Regions from separate parts of the Homo sapiens genome. Here region 1 is linked to region 2. Evidence: chromatin loops called from intact Hi-C (ENCODE). Cell type or tissue: OCI-LY7. All regions are shown on one strand. Each heading gives the region's core, and the rest is flanking DNA. Links, peaks and the distances in the headings are about the cores only. Region 1 has its middle 14 kb from the start of MTUS2. Region 2 overlaps MTUS2 (microtubule associated scaffold protein 2).

Region 1 (8,342 bases), core at 17-8,016, 670 kb before region 2:
AAGTTTTTATCGTAGGATCTTATTTATTTTTTCCATGGTCCTTGCACAATCTGAAATTGCCTAGGATGTGAATTTCCTAAGTACAGAGACTATGTGTGATGTGTTTACTGCTGTCACACTGTGCTGGCACAAAGTAGATGATCAGTGAACACCTGTTGAGAAATGAATGCCTAGGAAAAAAAAAGAAAAGGACTTTCTTGGGCCAAACTGGCCAAAATATGGAAGGCTCAAAGGAATATAAGTAATGTGTGTACCAGCATTCTGCAATTTTACAATCATATTCAGATTTTGGGGGTTAATATTTACTACTTGGCAGAGAAATGCCTTTTTGAGATCATAGGTAAAATGCTAGGGGATTGTCATTCTGCTAAGAAAGCCTCTTGCAAGGTCTTCTGTGATGAGGACTTTAGATCTTTAACATAAATAACAGGTAGGGAAACATCAGAAAAACTAGTTTGAATAGATCAGGTTTCCTGAAAAGGATTCTTTGTGTGCTCTACGGCAAATTCTGTGGTAAAATCCATGTGTACACTTTCCAATAGGCTTTGCCATAATAACTAAAGTTTAATCCACTATTAAGTATATAAAAAAAGCAAAGGGAAGCAAATAACATGTTTTTTAAAATACGGAATTTTAGTTATAGCCCTAAATTAATGTCATATTCCCAAGGGACTTATAATGCATTTGAAATTTAAATAGCACAAAGAGGGTTGCAGGCATTTTATTTTACTAATGTTTTCGCCACAGCAAACATAATTGCCTGGGGGAATTTACCACAGGTCTAGGGACAGAATTTATGATTTTGTTTCATTTCCCATAATTTTTGCCACTAGAAAACAAAAAGCAGAGCAATCTCAAATCTCAGTAAAAACAGACTTTCAAGGCAAACTTACAAAAGGAGTGTGCATTATTGAGACAAAAACAGCCAACGCAGTTTATGCCTTTTTTTTCTTTAGGGTGTTAGCTATAGTACTCCAAATTGTAACCAAATTTTAGAAGAACAAAAAGAAGTCCTTCAGCTCTTGAATATTAAAGCCAAAAGTAAATCATAGGCCATTTTCAAGAACGGTAACCAACTATGTAATCTACATTGGAGGAGGCGGTGTTGATGGTATTTAGTAACTGCAGGCAATGTGTCATGAACCCTGCTAAGGGAGGAAAGACAGTTAAGGCTGGCTCTAAGCAACACGGCCAGAAGCTAGAGTGGTCTGCCTTTGGGCCTTTGGTTGTTCTGTTCCATTTTCCCTGCTCAGGATGAAAGGATTACCATTCTCCCTGGAACCAGGTTGGTGGTGGCAAAGCAGCAGCGGAAGGATGAGGAGAAGCTGGGCGGTCCTGAGCCTCTGTATGTGGAGCAGGACTTATGGGGCACACGTACCCAGGAGCTGGGCAGTGTGTTTGAAATGGGGAGGTATGGCTCCCCATCACTGGATGGAGATGCCTGCACACACACCCCCAGCCTTACGCAGATCCAGGACAAAACGCCTAGGAAGACAAAGATCCCATTGATCCTTGATGCCGTGGGTGCTCTTGTGAAAATCGCCCCTTTGCCTTCTATATTATTTCAATCCCTGGTTACGTTTCTAAAAATTATGGTAAAATACACATAAAATTTACCACCGTAACAATTTTTAAACAGTGTTAAGTACATTTACATTGTTGTGCAACAATCACCACCATCCACCTCCAGAACTCTTTCCATTTTGTGAAACTAAAACTTTGTACCCATTAAACATCAACTCCACATTCCCCCTGCCCCCAGCCCCTGGCAACCACCATCCGACTTCTTGTCTCCATCAACTTGACTAGTCTAGGTACCTTGTATGAGTGGAATTGTACAGTATTTGTCTTTTTGTGACTGGCTTATTTCATTTAGCATAATGTCCTCATGGTTCATCCATGTTGTGGCATGTATCAGGATTTTTTTTTTTTTGGCTGAATAATATTCCATTGTAGGGATAGATCATATTTGGTTTATCCATTCACCCATCAGCAGACACTTCGTTGCTTTTCCCTTTTGGCTGGTGTAAATAATGCTACTATTAACATGGGTGTGCGTATATCTGTTTGAGTCCCTGCTTTCCATTCTTTTGGGAATATACCCAGAAGAAAAATTGCTGGAGCATATGGTAGTTCTGTCTTTAGTTTTCTGGGGAGCCTCCACACTGTTTTCTTCAGTGGCTGTACCATCTCATATTCACATCACAGTGCACAAGGGTTCCATTTACCTTGCTTCTGGTCACATTTTATGTGACTGGAACACGTCTGCTTCATTGTAAAGAATACTATCACATCTGGTTACTTTTTTCTCTCTCCTCGAAAGCATCCATCTCATGTCAATTTTTTTCTTATCAACAGCCCAAGTCTCAGTGTGGGTTTTGTTCTGGGAGTGCAGAGGACAGCCAGGTCACCAAGAATATGCCTTAATGTTTATAATTATCATAAATTATATATGTATGGCATTTTTCAGTTTATAAAACACACTTGCATTTATTACATCTTTGATTCCTGTCCTACAAGGGAGGTGACACAGTTTTTCTTATTCCCCTTCCTTTTTGATGGAGAAACTGTGCCTCACAGAAGCTAAGTAACCTGCTCAGGTTATATAGCCAATGTAAGACCAGAAAAAATATCTTCTGGCTTTGACATATTTGGTGCTTTTCCCATCCCACTGTGAGACTTCTCAAGCCAACTCCATAGACACATGCACAGAGACTAGTGTGGTTATTCTCCTTCCAGATTTAGAGAGACTGCATATTCTAGGAAAAAAAAAACTCCTGACTTAAATACTTTAAAATACTATAAAATATCCAATGAATAGCTGTGATGGATGCTGCTTGTGAGATCTCTGCAAATTCCCTTGGTCCCACTGTTTGTTCCAGCTGCTGTTGCAGCAACCGATTTCAAGAGGCTTAGACCAGCCTCATGCCAGTGTAACCAGGCAGTACCCTCACCTTGATTATGCCCTGTGGATCTCTCGCTTTCCTCCCTGAAGAATCTCTGGCATCATGGCATGGGGTACCTGTAGACACTTCTCATCTCTCACACATGCACACTCTAGCTGAGTGGGTGAGTTAAAACTCCTGCACCGCCCTTGACCAATAGAAAATGGAAGCCAGTGGCTAAAAGAGTGTCCCCTTTCATCTCCCAGGAGGATATTTCTGAGACGCATTTTTTAATCTTCCCCAATTTAAATCTTCTAATTTAAAAGTAAACTTTACTGTGGAAAATGCAAACTTGAGGAGGGCAGAAAGATCACACACAAGGCTGCCACTTCACACCTGGAGGGTTGCACAGCGGCTGGGCAGAGGCGCTCCTCACTTCCCAGGCGGTGTGGCCACCAGAGGGCGCTCCTTATGTTTCAGACGGTGCCGCCACCAGGCAGAGGTGCTCTGAGATGCGTTTTATAACATGTTCTTTCAAAGGACCTGGAAAGATCCGATGCCATTCACCTTCTGAGTGGCCAACTCAATAAAGCATCCAATATTTTACATGACCTCCTTCCATGTTCTACAACTGCCTTCTATATAGCTGCTTTTTGGGATCATTTACCCAGTAATCTACTTGAACATGAACTTCCTCTTACACCCCCTCGTTCTCTGCTTTTAGGGCAACCTGTGCTAAGACAGTTCTAGAAGTAGCTCTGGAAAACAGCCCCTCAGGATGGGATTTTGGCTGGATCACTTTCCAGTCAGACAGCAATAAGGACTCCATTGCTAGCATACATTGAGAGTGATAATCCTGGTACGCAGTGGCACCAAAATTAATAAGATTCTCTTGGCCGGGCGCAGTGGCTCACGCCTGTAATCCCAGCACTTTGGGAGGCCGAGGCGGGTGGATCATGAGGTCAGGAGATCGAGACCATCCTGGCTAACAAGGTGAAACCCCGTCTCTACTAAAAATACAAAAAATTAGCCGGGAGCGGTGGTGGGCACCTGTAGTCCCAGCTACTCGGGAGGCTGAGGCAGGAGAATGGCGTGAACCCGGGAAGCGGAGCTTGCAGTGAGCCGAGATTGCGCCACTGCAGTCCGCAGTCCGGCCTGGGCGACAGAGCGAGACTCCGTCTCAAAAAAAAAAAAAAAAAAAAAAAAAAGATTCTCTCATCTGATGGATTAGACTGAGGCAAAAATGGAAATGAAAGCATTGAGATTTGAAGTATGTTTAAAATGTAACAGTTTGGGGAAAATAATTATAAGGATTGTGGCAGAGCTTCCCAGGAGACTGATGGCACAGCCTCAACTGGTCTCCCGTGTCAGAATCAGGGCTCTGATACAAGACAAGAAGGTCCTGAGGTCTTGGATAGGGATGTTAGGGCTGACAAGCCTGAGTATTTTGAATCCCTAGATTTCCTTGAACATCTGGGCTGGTAGAAGCAGGTCATTCCCTCTTGCTAGAGGAGAGAAAACTCCACTTGCTTGATTTCCTGTGTAAATATCACCTAAGGCTTATGCCCCATGACGTGGTGTTGTGCTCTTCAAGATCTGCCCACGTGGTCCCGCCATTGCCTCCATGCTGGTACCCAATGTTGGCTTTCAGCTCGGCCTGAGCAGAAAAATACAGACCCTCCTCCAGGAATAAGAAGCTTATACATACACTCACAAACCTGCATGCCCACACACGTATATACATATATTTTGTGGCAAAACCTTCTCAGGTATGTGTGCTAACCTATTGGCTAATGTGGTGCTGTGTGGTCAATAGCTAAAATATATTGGTCCAAGAACCACAGAACAGAAGAAGGAGTAGGTCCTCTCATCAATACTCCCAGTGACCCACTCATAATGTGTGCTTCCTCTGAAACCTTGGACTTTGCTGGATTAGAGGCTCTGATCACTGCAATAGTTCCAAAGAACTTGAAGGTACAACTACCATCTGGTCACTTTGAGCTTCCCATGCCAATAGACCAGCAGGCAAAGAAAGTAGTTATTATTCTGGCAGGAGATGTTGATCCTGGTTATCGTGAGGAGCTACAATTGTTGCTGCGCAAGGTGGGCAGGAGTATGCCAGAATGCAGGGGAGTGCTTCCATGACCAGCAACAGCAATGAATGGGCAATTGAAGAGGTCATGGCTAAACAGAGACAAGGCCACTAAGGGGCCAAGCCCCACCTGACAAGTAAACTAGCCTGGCCAAAGTCTTGGCAGAGGTAAAGAAAATCTGGAATGGAAAATAGAGGAGGAAAATGTTCATTATCAGTTACCTTCTAGGCACCAGGCACAACAGAAGAGGCTGTAGCTTGGTCCTCTAACCCACTGGTATTAAGGCTTTTTAGAGATTACTGCTGGCTGCCACTGAGAATGGAACTATTTTACGAATTGAGTTTAGTAGGAAGCACAAGAGATATGAGCGACGCAAGGAGATGTATCTGTGATGCATTTTATAAGAGCCCAGCAAGATCAAGCATAAGTCATCTGGAGCAGTGGCTAACTTGATAATGAATTTTAATATTGTTTTTCCCCCCTTCACTCATGTCTTTTTGCTGTTCCCTGGGATCATTTCCCAAATAAATTACCTGCACATAAGATTTTGTCTCATGGTCTGCATTTAGGAGAACTCAGGCCATAATGACACATTTAAATGCATAGCTAAATTCACAAGAAAGTAAGCCAGGCACTAAAAGAAAAAGAGAAAGATGAGGCCAGAGTGGTAAGTAAGTGGGTACAGTACTCAATAAATAGATGACCTATAAACTAGGGTTTTGATGTTTTGTGGGTAGAAGATTAGATCTTTGGTTTCTACAACCGGAGATGTCGGAGCTAAAATCTCTGCATAAAGCCTTTAAGGGCTGCATCATCAGTAAAAGTGTGGATTATAAAAAGACCAACCCATCAGTAAAATGAGTCCAGGAAAAAAAAAAGATCTCTAAATAAACAATTGCAAATATATTAGGAAATATCCCACAGTGTGAGAGTCAGCAGAAAAAGTGTTACAAATTGATATGGTGTAGATCTGTGTCCCATCAAATCTCACGTTGAATCCCCAATGTTGGAAGTGGGGCTGGGTGGGAGGTGATTGGATCATGGGGGTGGATCCTTCATGAATGGTTTAGCACCATTCCTTTGGTGCTGCTCTCATGATAGTGAGTGAGTTCTCACAAGATCTGGTTATTTAAAACTGTGTAGCACGTCCCCGCTCTCTTTCTTGCTATTGCTCTGGCCATGTGAGATGCTTTTCTCCCCCTTTGCCTTCTGCCCTGCTTCTTGAAGCTTCCCCAGAAGCAGAAGCTGCTATGGTTCCTGTACAGCCTGCAGAACCATGAGCCAATGAAACCTCTTTTCTCATAAATTACCCAGTCTCAGGTATTCCTTTATAGTAATGCAAGAATGGACTAACACAGAAAATTGGAACCAAGGAGTAGGGCATTACTATAAAGACACTGGAACATGTGGAAGTGACTTTGGAATTGGGTAACAGGCAGAGGTTGGAAGAGTTTGGAGGGCTCAGAAGAAAACAGGAAGATGAGGGAAGGTTTGGAACTTCCTAGAGACTGGCTAAATGGCAGTGATCAAAATGCTGATAGAAATATGGACAGAGAAGGCCAGGATGAGGAGGTGTCACATAAAAACGAGGAACTTATTGGGAACCAGAGCAAAGGTCAGTTTTGTTGTCTTAGCTGTGAACTTGGCTGCATTGTGCCCCTGCCATAGGGATCTGTAAAACCTCGACCTGGAGAGTGATGATTTAGCCTTCTGGTGGAAGAAATTTCTAAGCAGTAAAGTATTCAATATTTGTCCTGGCTGCTTCTAACAGCCTATGCTCATATGCATGAGCAAATAAATGATCTAAGGTTGGAACTTATATTTAAAGGGGAAGCAGAGCATAAAAGTTTGGAAAGTTTGCAGACTGACCATATAGAGAAAAGAAAAGCCCATTTTCAGGGGATGAATCCAAGCAGTCTGTGGAGCAAGCATTTGCTAGAGAAATTTGCGAGACTAAAAAGGCAAGTGCCAATAGCCAAGACAAAGGGGAAAAGGCCTCAAAGAGGACTTTTGAGACCTCACATTTCAGAGACCTTGTGGCAGCCTCTCCCATCACAGGCCCAAAGGCCTGGGACAAGAGAATGGTTTAGTGTGCCAGGCCCAGGGACGTGCTACCCTGTGCAGCCTGCTACTGTGTGCAGTCTCAGGACACTGCTCCCCATATCCCAGGCACTCTAGCTCTAACTCCAGTTGTGGCTCAGAGGGGCCCAAGTGAAGCTTGGGCCATTGCTTCAGAGGGTGCAAGCCATGAGCCTTGGTGACTTCCATGTGGTGTTAAGTCTGTGGGTGCACGGAATGCAAGAGTGGAAGTTTGGAGCTTCTGCCTAGATTTAAGAGAATGTATGGAAAAGCGTGGATGTCCAGAGAGAAGCCTAATGCAGGGGTGGAGCCCTCATGGAGAACCTCTATTAGGGCAGTGGGAAGGGGAAATGTGGGGTAGGAGCCCCACAGAGAGTCCCCACTGGGACATTGCCTAGTGGAGCTGTGAGAAGAGGACCACCATCCACTAGACCCTAGAATAGTTGATCCATCAAGTGCTTCCACCCCGCACCTGGAAAAGCCACAGGTGCTCAACGCCAGCCCATGAGAGCAGCCATGGGGGTTGAACCCTGCAAAGACACAAGGGCAGAGCTGCCCAAGGCCCTGGGAGCCCACCTCTCATACCAGTGTGCACTGGGTGTGAAACATGGAGTCAAGGAGATTATTTTGGAGCTTTAAGATTTAGTGACTGTCCTGCTGGGTTTCAGATTTGCATGGGGCCTATAGCCCCTTTCTTTTGTCAGAGTTCTCCTTTTTGGAATGGGAATATTTACTCAACCCTTGTACCCTTATTGCATCTTGGAAGTAACTAATTTGTTTTTGACTTCACAGGCTCATAGGTGGAAGGGACTTGTCTTGTCTCAAATGAGACGTTGGACTTTTGAGTTAATGCTGGAATGAGTTAAGACTTTGAAGGACAGTTGAGAAGGGATGATTGTATTTTGCAATGTGAGAAAGACATGAGATTTGGGGAGACTGGCTTTGGATCTGTGTCCCCATCCAAATCTCAAGTGAAATTGTAATCCCCAGTGTTGGAGGTGGGGCCTGGTGGGAGGTGGTTGGATCATGGGGGTGGATTTTTCCATGTATGGCTCAGCACCATCCTCTTGGTGTTGTTCTCATGATAGTGGGTGAGTTCTCACAAGATCTGGTTGTTTAAAAGCATGTAGCACCTCCCCCCATACCTCTCTTTCTTCTGCTCCTACCATGTGAGATGCCTGCTCCCCTTTGCTTTCCACCATGATTGGAAGCTTCCTGAGGCCTCCCCAGAAGCAGAAGCCACCGCATTTCCTATACAGCCTGCAGAACTATGAGCCAGTTAAAC
Region 2 (8,342 bases), core at 101-8,100:
AGTCCTGGCTTGTCTCTTTCTAGCTGTGTTAGCTTAGATGAGTCACTGAACCCCTCCAAGCCTCTATTTCATCTAGTAAATCAGGGGGAAAATGCCTGCTTCACCCATCTTTGCAATATGCAGTGAAGGTTAAACAAATTAATATTGTGTGTTAAGAACCTTTATAAACTATGAAACTCATACAGATGCCAGGCATTGATATTGCTATGAATTCCTCATGTCACTGGGACATGAAGTGATTCTGCAAAAGCATGTTTGTCCTGTAATTGAAGCTTATCTCTTCAGGGGCCCATTTTGGAAGGAAATTATAATAAAAACTGGTACACCTTTCCCTGTTAGCTTTAACAGACAATAGTGGATGTAATAGATACCCCTGCATCATCACAATACCCATAGAATTTTAGGATGCTAGGACAGAAAGGGGCTGAATACTGAAGGTGCCCAACCTCCTCGTTTGACGGATGAGAATGCTGGGCCCCTGAGAGGCCTGTGCCTTGCTGAAGCTCCCATGGCTGGTGTGGACGGAGCCTGGGCCAGAGGCTCCTGCCCCGCCTCTCCTGCCTGGCTTCTGCTTTGTCCTTCTCCCTCCTGTGACCACTCCCCTTCCTGGACTTTTCACTTTTTCCACCCACCCCTTCTAATCTCTCTTTATCGGGAAACTCTGACCTGCAGGATTCAGCGTACAGTAAATTCTTTAAGAAAGAAGGCGGCCAGGCGTGGTGGCTCACGCCTGTAATCCCAGCACTTTGGGAGGCCGAGGCTGGTGGATCACGAGGTCAGGAGTGGAGACCATCCTGGCTAATGCAGTGAAACCCTGTCTCTACTAAAAATACAAAAAATTAGTTGGGCGTGGTGGTGGGCGCCTGTAGTCCCAGCTACTGGGGAGGCTGAGGCAGGAGAATGGCGTGAACCTGGGAGGCAGAAGTTGCAGTGAGCCAAGATCGCGCCACTGCACTCCAGCCTGGGCAACAGAGCAAGACTATGTCTCAAAAAAAAAAAAAAGAAAGAAAGAAAGAAAGAAGGCTGGGTGCAGTGGCTCACACCCATAATCCCAGAAATTTGGAAGGCCAAAGCGGGAGGATCGTTTGAGCCCAAGAGTTACAGGCTGCAGTGAGTCATGATTGTGCCACTGCACTCCAGCCTGGGTGACAGAGCAAGACCCTGTCTCTAAAAATTAATAATAAAAATAAATAAAATTTAGTTTTTTTAAAAAAAAAAGAAAGAAGGGGTGAGATTTCAATGCAGCACTCCTGACATGGATTAGGGGATCTGGAGGCCTCTGTAGTCATCCAGTTTGGGGTCTGTGTTCTCAAAGTTTGGCTCACAGGGAAGGAAAACATCAGTGCCCTTTAAAATGCCACCTTGATAAGAAATATTTATGTATTTTTTACATCCCATCCCAGACTCCTAATGCCCAAAATGCCCTTCACCTTAGTACAGCCAAATCTCAAATATCCTTTCACAAACTGTTTACAGACCCTCAGGGAGAAAAACACAACTATTAACCTACCCCACCGCACTGGGGGAGTTTAATAACTAGAGTCCATCCTGAGGCTCCATGCTTTTAATAACTCAGTACTGTATAAAATACACCACAGCATGTGAACCAGGTGATACTATCACTAATCATGAAAGGCTTATCAAAATTTAGCAGTCTTGAATTTTATATTTTTCATACTAACTGACAACCTCTAACATCCAGAAACGCCCTTCCTGAGGATTGTGACCCAGAGGGGAATTCCACTGTAAGATTACTGTCTGTCCTGCACCTCCCTCATCCCATCCATAAGCAAGTCAATTTGTCTTTGCCTCCCAAATGCATCCCCCATCAATCCATTCCTCCCCATGCAACAGCCTGAGTCCAAGTCATCACTGAATCTCACCACCTGGGCTCCAAACACATTCTCCTCACTGATTGCCTCGCTTCCATCCTTGCCTCCTACAGTCTGTTCTCCATGCAACTACCAGAGGGATTTAAAAGCTTCATTCGTTCCTGTTATCCCGTTTGATACTCTCTGGGGACTTTCCACTGTTACCTGAGCATAACCCTAACTCTTTTGAGGGGCCACAGGCCCTGCATGATAAGTCCCTACCTTCCTCTGGAACTTCACCTCCTTCTGCTCTCCTCCATGGGCACTCAGGCCCCACTGGTTGTCTTTCTCTCCGCAGTATGCTAGAATTTTTCCCATCTTAAGACCTTGGTACTTGCAGTTCCTTCTAACTGGGACTCCCTTTCCCCATCTCTCCACATTCTTCTCTGTCATTCAAGTCTGTTTGAATGGTGTCTTCTCCGAACAGCCTTCTTTATCCACCCCAGCTGAACTTGCCTTCCCCTTTCCCCGGTCTTTCCCTAGCCTTGCTTCTATTTCACTTTCTTTACTGCACTTATCTAAAATTTTTACTATCTGAAATTTTGCTTCCTGGCGGGGCGGGGTGGCTCACACCTGTGATCATAACACTTTGGGAGGCTGAGGCGGGCAGCTCACTTGAGGTCAGGAGTTTGAGACCGGCCTGGCCAACATGGTGAAACCCCATCTCTACTAAAAATACACAAATTAGCTGGGCTTGGTGGCGCGTGCCTGTAATCCCAGCTACTCGGGAGGCTGAGGCAGGAGAATCGCTTGAACCCAGAAGGCAGAGGATGTTGTGAGCCAAGATCACATCACTGCACTCCAGCAACAGAGCGAGACTCCATCTCAAAAATAATAATAATAATAATAAAATAAAATGAAATTTTGCTTCCTACATTTTTTGCTCATTTGTTTGCCCGCCATGACAGCATCTGTTCTCCACTATGCCAAGAACTATGCTTGTCACACAAGAGATGACATAAAGTCAACGCCAGTTTATTGACTGTTGGCCTGCCTATCTGAACACAGATACAAAAATGAGGATAGCAACTGTCCTTGCCCACTGCTGCGGGAGACAGACAGGTAAAGAGATGTGTTGCAGTTTACAACAGTGGTTGTTTTTAGGAAGCTATGGTGAGGCATTGTCCTCCCTCCCACTATTACCACACGGGTGCATCATGGAGGCCCCCACTGGAGGCGTGGACAAGAGGAGAGGCTTCAGCTTATGCTCCAGCCTCTGCTCTGCAGGCCCAGCCCCCCCCGACACATTGATCTTAGGTCACTTAGTTCCTCTTTCTGAGCCCCTGCCTGCTCTTTGCAAATGGATTAGGCTACTTACGGGACCCCTAGTAGGCTTACTGTGGGTAACGGTATGAGGCAGGTGCTTGGCACCCAGGAAGCACTCGCAGATGCCACCTGTGATTTTCACAGCGCCAGCTCCCTTTTGGTCACCAGGCCCGAGAGATGCTGCAGGGACCTGCAGAGATGACAAGAGTCCCAGTGACTCCTGTTCTTTCACTCTTGGTCCATGAACTTTCTGTTGTTTTTCTTTTTGAGATGAAGTCTTGCTCTGTCACCCAGGCTGGAGTGCAGTGGCATGATCTCGGCTCACTGTAACCTCTGCCTCCCGAGTTCAAGCGATTCTCCTGCCTCAGCCTCCCAAGTATCTGGGATTACAGGCACGTGCCACCAAGCCTGGTTAATGTTTATATTTTTAGTAGAGATGGGGTTTCACCATGGCCAGGCTGGTCTCCATCTCCTGACCTCAGGTGTTCTGCCTGCCTCAGCCTCCCAAAGTGCTGGGATTACAGGCGTGAGCCACCGTGCCCAGCCATGGTCCATGAACTTTCATCCTTCATTTTCAGCCGTTCCTTTCTCACTTCTTAACATTGTCATCAAAAATCAGTAATTAGAGAGAGTAGGGCTCTACAGGGTAGTGTGTCCGGGATCCCAGGCAGCTGTGTTTCATGCAACCCACCCTGACCACCTTGCGGATGTTCCTGTGACCTAACGGGTTTGGACAAAGACATTTGCCACCAGGGGGCATTTTTCAGGCAGCATAGCTCCGCCTGGTGGTCACAGGTTTGTTACAAGGATCTGTGCCACCAAAAAAGAAAAACTACACTGCATAAAGATGCTCATAATATCTAATCCCATGTAATTTTACACCTAGGAATGTATCCTAAATGAAAAAAGCAAAATGATATATGGGTGAACATGTTTGTTGCATTTGTCTATAATGGCAAATCTTGGAAACAAACTAATTGTGCAATAATGAGAGAATATAAATTGTGTTACACGAACATGAGAATATAAAGTAGCCATAAAATGTTAGGTAGGAAGACATGGGAAATTCCTAACAGGATATTAAGAATTCACACCACTGAAATGCTATGAAGGGATTACACAATTTAAATTTTCATTTTCTTTGTGTAGTGACATTAAGGGTAATTTTTTAAATTAAATTTTGTCCTTGACAGTTATTTTGTCTTTTCAATTACTCCCAATCTCTTGAAGAAACAACTTAATCTTTTATCTAACTGTGGTATTGTCTATCATCAGTATGTAATGATAGTGACTATTATAGTGACCTAAATATGTATAATGTGCATGTAAATATGTAAATAATATATACTATATGTGTGTATATATAATGGTAACATGTATATATATTATATATACACACAAAGTATTGGTTCATCATTTATTTTATAGCTATTATAAAGCATTTGCTATGACCTAAAAGGCCACATAATATTCTTATTTAAGATTTTATTACGAGCTGTAGAGCCAGATAGTTCTCTTTTGTTTCAGTCTAGTTCCGTAACCACCTATTTTGGCTGCCTCTTTGGAAAACCAATGTAAAGTTACAATTATGCAGAAGACACTTGGGACAGTCGTTGAGAGCAAATTGATCTTACTCGCTGAGTGTTCTCCTACTCAATTTATGAACTGTGGTTGAAATTAAGCTTGTCTTATAAATGGTTCCAACAGCAATTTTACTCTGCTGTTGTTTCAAGGATCACACTACATCTTACTGGTTTACACTAAGAAGTTGGTAGATTGATATCTTTATATATTATATATGTCGGAGGATGTTCAGAATGCAGTTTTAATAATATTTTAGGTATTTTTATATCAGATGTGTGTGTATTATTCATTGTCAATAATCATCAGTTATTTAAAACTGTACAACAGATTATAATCCTACTTTTGCTTTTCAAATCTATGCTTATAAATTAGAAATGATATATTCTCTTGGCCAATCATAATCTGATTATTTGAATATTTATTTTCTCAGCTCCCTAGATTGTAGGGGTTTATGATAGTGGTGTCTGCCTTTCACTCTAAAGGATTAAATGTTTTTACGTGAGTAGAAATAAATAATGAAAGTGAAACTCCAGGTGTTGTCTAATGCTATTAAATTAGCTTACATTAATCTCTGTCTGAAAAGTGCCCAAATAGATAGACTTCTGAAGGTTTACTAGAGGCAACAGGATATTTATTTCTTTAGGGACTCCATTATTGGAGCCATTTCCCCTGGTGCCAGCTGCTCTTATTATCCAATATTTTCTACAGGCCTAGGGCTTACAACAGAGAGCCATTGGAAGAATGTAAGCATCACCTCTCATTTTATAATAGCAATTGGGAATTTGGGGATTGGAGCTATATGTGCAAAAAGTGATTACTTTGCCACTTTATAGACAGCAAAACTGAGGTGTACCCAGTTTGTGATTTATTTAAGACAACAGTGCAGTTCAGGGACAGCCCTAGAATGAAACCCAATCATTTCTGAGCCTCTAGTAGAGTGCCTGGTCCATGAATCGTCCTATCACTGACATGGATAAAACTAAGTGAAATTGAACTTTTACCAGAACTTTTGAAAACCCAGACTTCTCTTTAATTATGACAATAATTTTAAAAATCTTTTTACTTCTAAGTCATGCAAACAATAAACAGGGATTTAATGAAATATATATCATGACAGGAATTCAACATACAGTGAATCCCTGTACCTTGGCACCCAACCTCCCAAAGGAGAAAGAGTAGAAATATAGATACACTTTTTATCACAAATGTAATTTTACAATTACACTGTTTTGCTTGTTGCCTTTTCTTGGTTTAACAATATATTACGGAGGTCATTCCATGATACTACAAAAAGATTTGCCTTATTTTTTTTACTGGTTATCTATATCCCATTGGCACAGGATTCAACCTACTCATCATAATTTGAGTAGCCCCCTACTAGTTCCCTAAGGCAAATTATGCTATAGTGGTTGTCCTTGACTCAGATTTTTGTGCACTTGTGAAATTATTGTATTAAAAGATATGTGTCATTTAATTTTTTCATCAATGTGAATAAGTTGTTTTTATTCATTTATATGTGTTCTGTCTGTTTTATTCCACCTACACAAGCCAACTTATTGCCTTGATCTTCTGGAGTTAAAGCTACTGATCTTGGCACGTGATAAATAATTTTTTCCCATGCAAAACAGTACTTTCTAAAAACAAAATAAATGATTAGCATTTTTCTTATTATTTTCATTTGAGTTTTATGTGCTCAATGTATCTCTAGCTAAGAAGTGGTAAGAATGATTCCTAGGTTCCATGTACAGCCATGCACCACATAACAACATTGCAGTCAACAACAGACCTCATGTACAAAGGTGGTCCCACAAGATTATAATGCAGCTGAAAAATTTCTATCACCCGGTGACGTCAGAGCCTCATAGCACAATGCATTACTCACATCTTTGTGGTGATGCTGGTATAAACAAACCTAATGTGCTGCCAATCGTATAAAAGTCTAGCACATATAATTATGTTTAGTACATAATACTTGATAATATAAATGACTTTGTTACTGGTTTATGTATTTACTATGCTATATTTTTATAATTATTTTAGAGGGTGCTCCTTCTATTTATTATAAAACAAAATTTACTGCAAAACATCCTCAGGCAGGTCCTTCAGGAGGTACTGCCGAAGAAGGCATTGTTTTCCTAGGAGATGACAGCTCCATGGATGTTACTGCCCCTGAAGACCTTCCAGTGGGACAAGATGTGGAGTTGGAAGATGGAGATATTGATGGTCCTGAGCCTGTGTAGGCTTACGCTAATATATGCATTTGTGTCTTAGTTTTTAACAAAAAAGCTTAAAAAGTAAAAAAGTAAATAAAAATTTTAAAAATAGAAAAAAGCTTTTAGAATAATGATATAAAGAAAAACCATGTTTGAACAGCTTTACAGTGTATGTGCATTTTAGGCTAAGTGTTATTACAAAAGAGTCAAAAAGTTTGAAAAAATCAAAAAGTTTGTCAAGTAAAACGGTTATGGTAAGCTGAAGTTAACTTATCTTGAGCACAGAAAAATTTTTTTAAATAAATTTAGTGTAGCCTAAGTGTATGGTGTTTCTAAAGTCTATAGTAGTGTACAGTCATGTCGTAGGCCCTCACATTCACTCATCATTCACTGACTTACCCAGAGGAGCCTCCAGTCCTGCAGGCTTCATTCATGGTAAGTACCCCGTGCAGGTGTACCGTTTTTTATCTTTTATACCGTATTTTAACTGTACCTTGTTAATGTGTAGATATGATTAGATTCACAAATACTTAGCATTGTGTTATAACTTCCTACAGTATTCAGTACAGTAACATGCTCTACAGGTTTGTAGCCTAGGAACAGTAGGCTACACCATATGGCCTCGGTGGGTAGTAGGCTATGCCTACACTCCATGATGTTTGCACAATGATGAAATTTCCTAATAAAGCATTTGTCAGAACGTATCCCCATCATTAAGCAATGCATGACTGGATATCCATATATGTATATATGTATGTGTGTTTGTATATACAACAGTGTTGTGGTAGGGTTTTCATTGTTTTATTTTGCCAGCATTTATCTTCACCATTGTTATCTAGAGTTTTAAAATCAGAATATGAACTTTCCTTCTATAAAAACATCTAAATTTATCCTCTGAGATATATTCCATGTTATGTTAGTTTTTTAAAAATGTTCTTCCTCTCTTTTGGTAAAAATTTTATTGAGATATAATTCACATACCATACAACCCACCCATTTAAGTATACAATGTGGTGGTTTTCAGTATATTCCGAGTTGTGGAAAACTGTCACCACAATCCGTTTTAGAACATTTTCATCACCCCTGAAAGAAACCCAGATTCTTTATCTCCCACCCATAATGCTGCCATTCCTGTCATTTCAATTTTGAAAGATATCTTTTCCCTCCAAGGCAGCTGGATTAGTTATATTTCACCTGGAGTCCATCGAGTGACAGTTTCCTTATACTCTTCCTGTATTATCAGAACATTTCATCTTTATCAGCCTTGCAGGTGAAAAATGATTGCCTGCTTCCATCTGCAAGGGCACTGACCGTCTTTTCATGTTCTTGGCCGTTTGTGTCGCCTCTCAGTGAGCTTCTTGGTAAACCTAAATACAAGCAAACACATCGATGTCACTGCTTTAGTTAT

Evidence for each region. Peaks named below come from ENCODE experiments on the same cell type or tissue, not always from the same donor. Only the 100,000 strongest peaks of a DNase experiment are listed, where the experiment ranks them.
Region 1: it touches region 2 in a loop (6-fold over the local background); 2 of 110 quality-filtered maps call a loop at or near these places.

What each region holds. Positions count from the first base shown.
Region 1 is chr13:28,802,061-28,810,402 of GRCh38, forward strand. No RefSeq gene overlaps it. Among named protein-coding and RNA genes, the nearest start is that of MTUS2, 14 kb to the right of the region's middle. In OCI-LY7, for the core only: a CTCF peak has its summit at 3,343 (motif pointing right); a DNase peak (open chromatin) is centred at 3,361.
Region 2 is chr13:29,468,639-29,476,980 of GRCh38, forward strand. All of the region lies in intron 9 of MTUS2 (microtubule associated scaffold protein 2), which reads left to right. It overlaps MTUS2-AS1 (MTUS2 antisense RNA 1), which reads right to left. Exons shown (of 3, transcript NR_046378.1): 3 at 7,877-8,301. Among named protein-coding and RNA genes, the nearest start is that of MTUS2-AS1, 15 kb to the right of the region's middle. In OCI-LY7, for the core only: CTCF peaks have their summits at 3,921 and 4,129; DNase peaks (open chromatin) are centred at 3,163 and 3,903.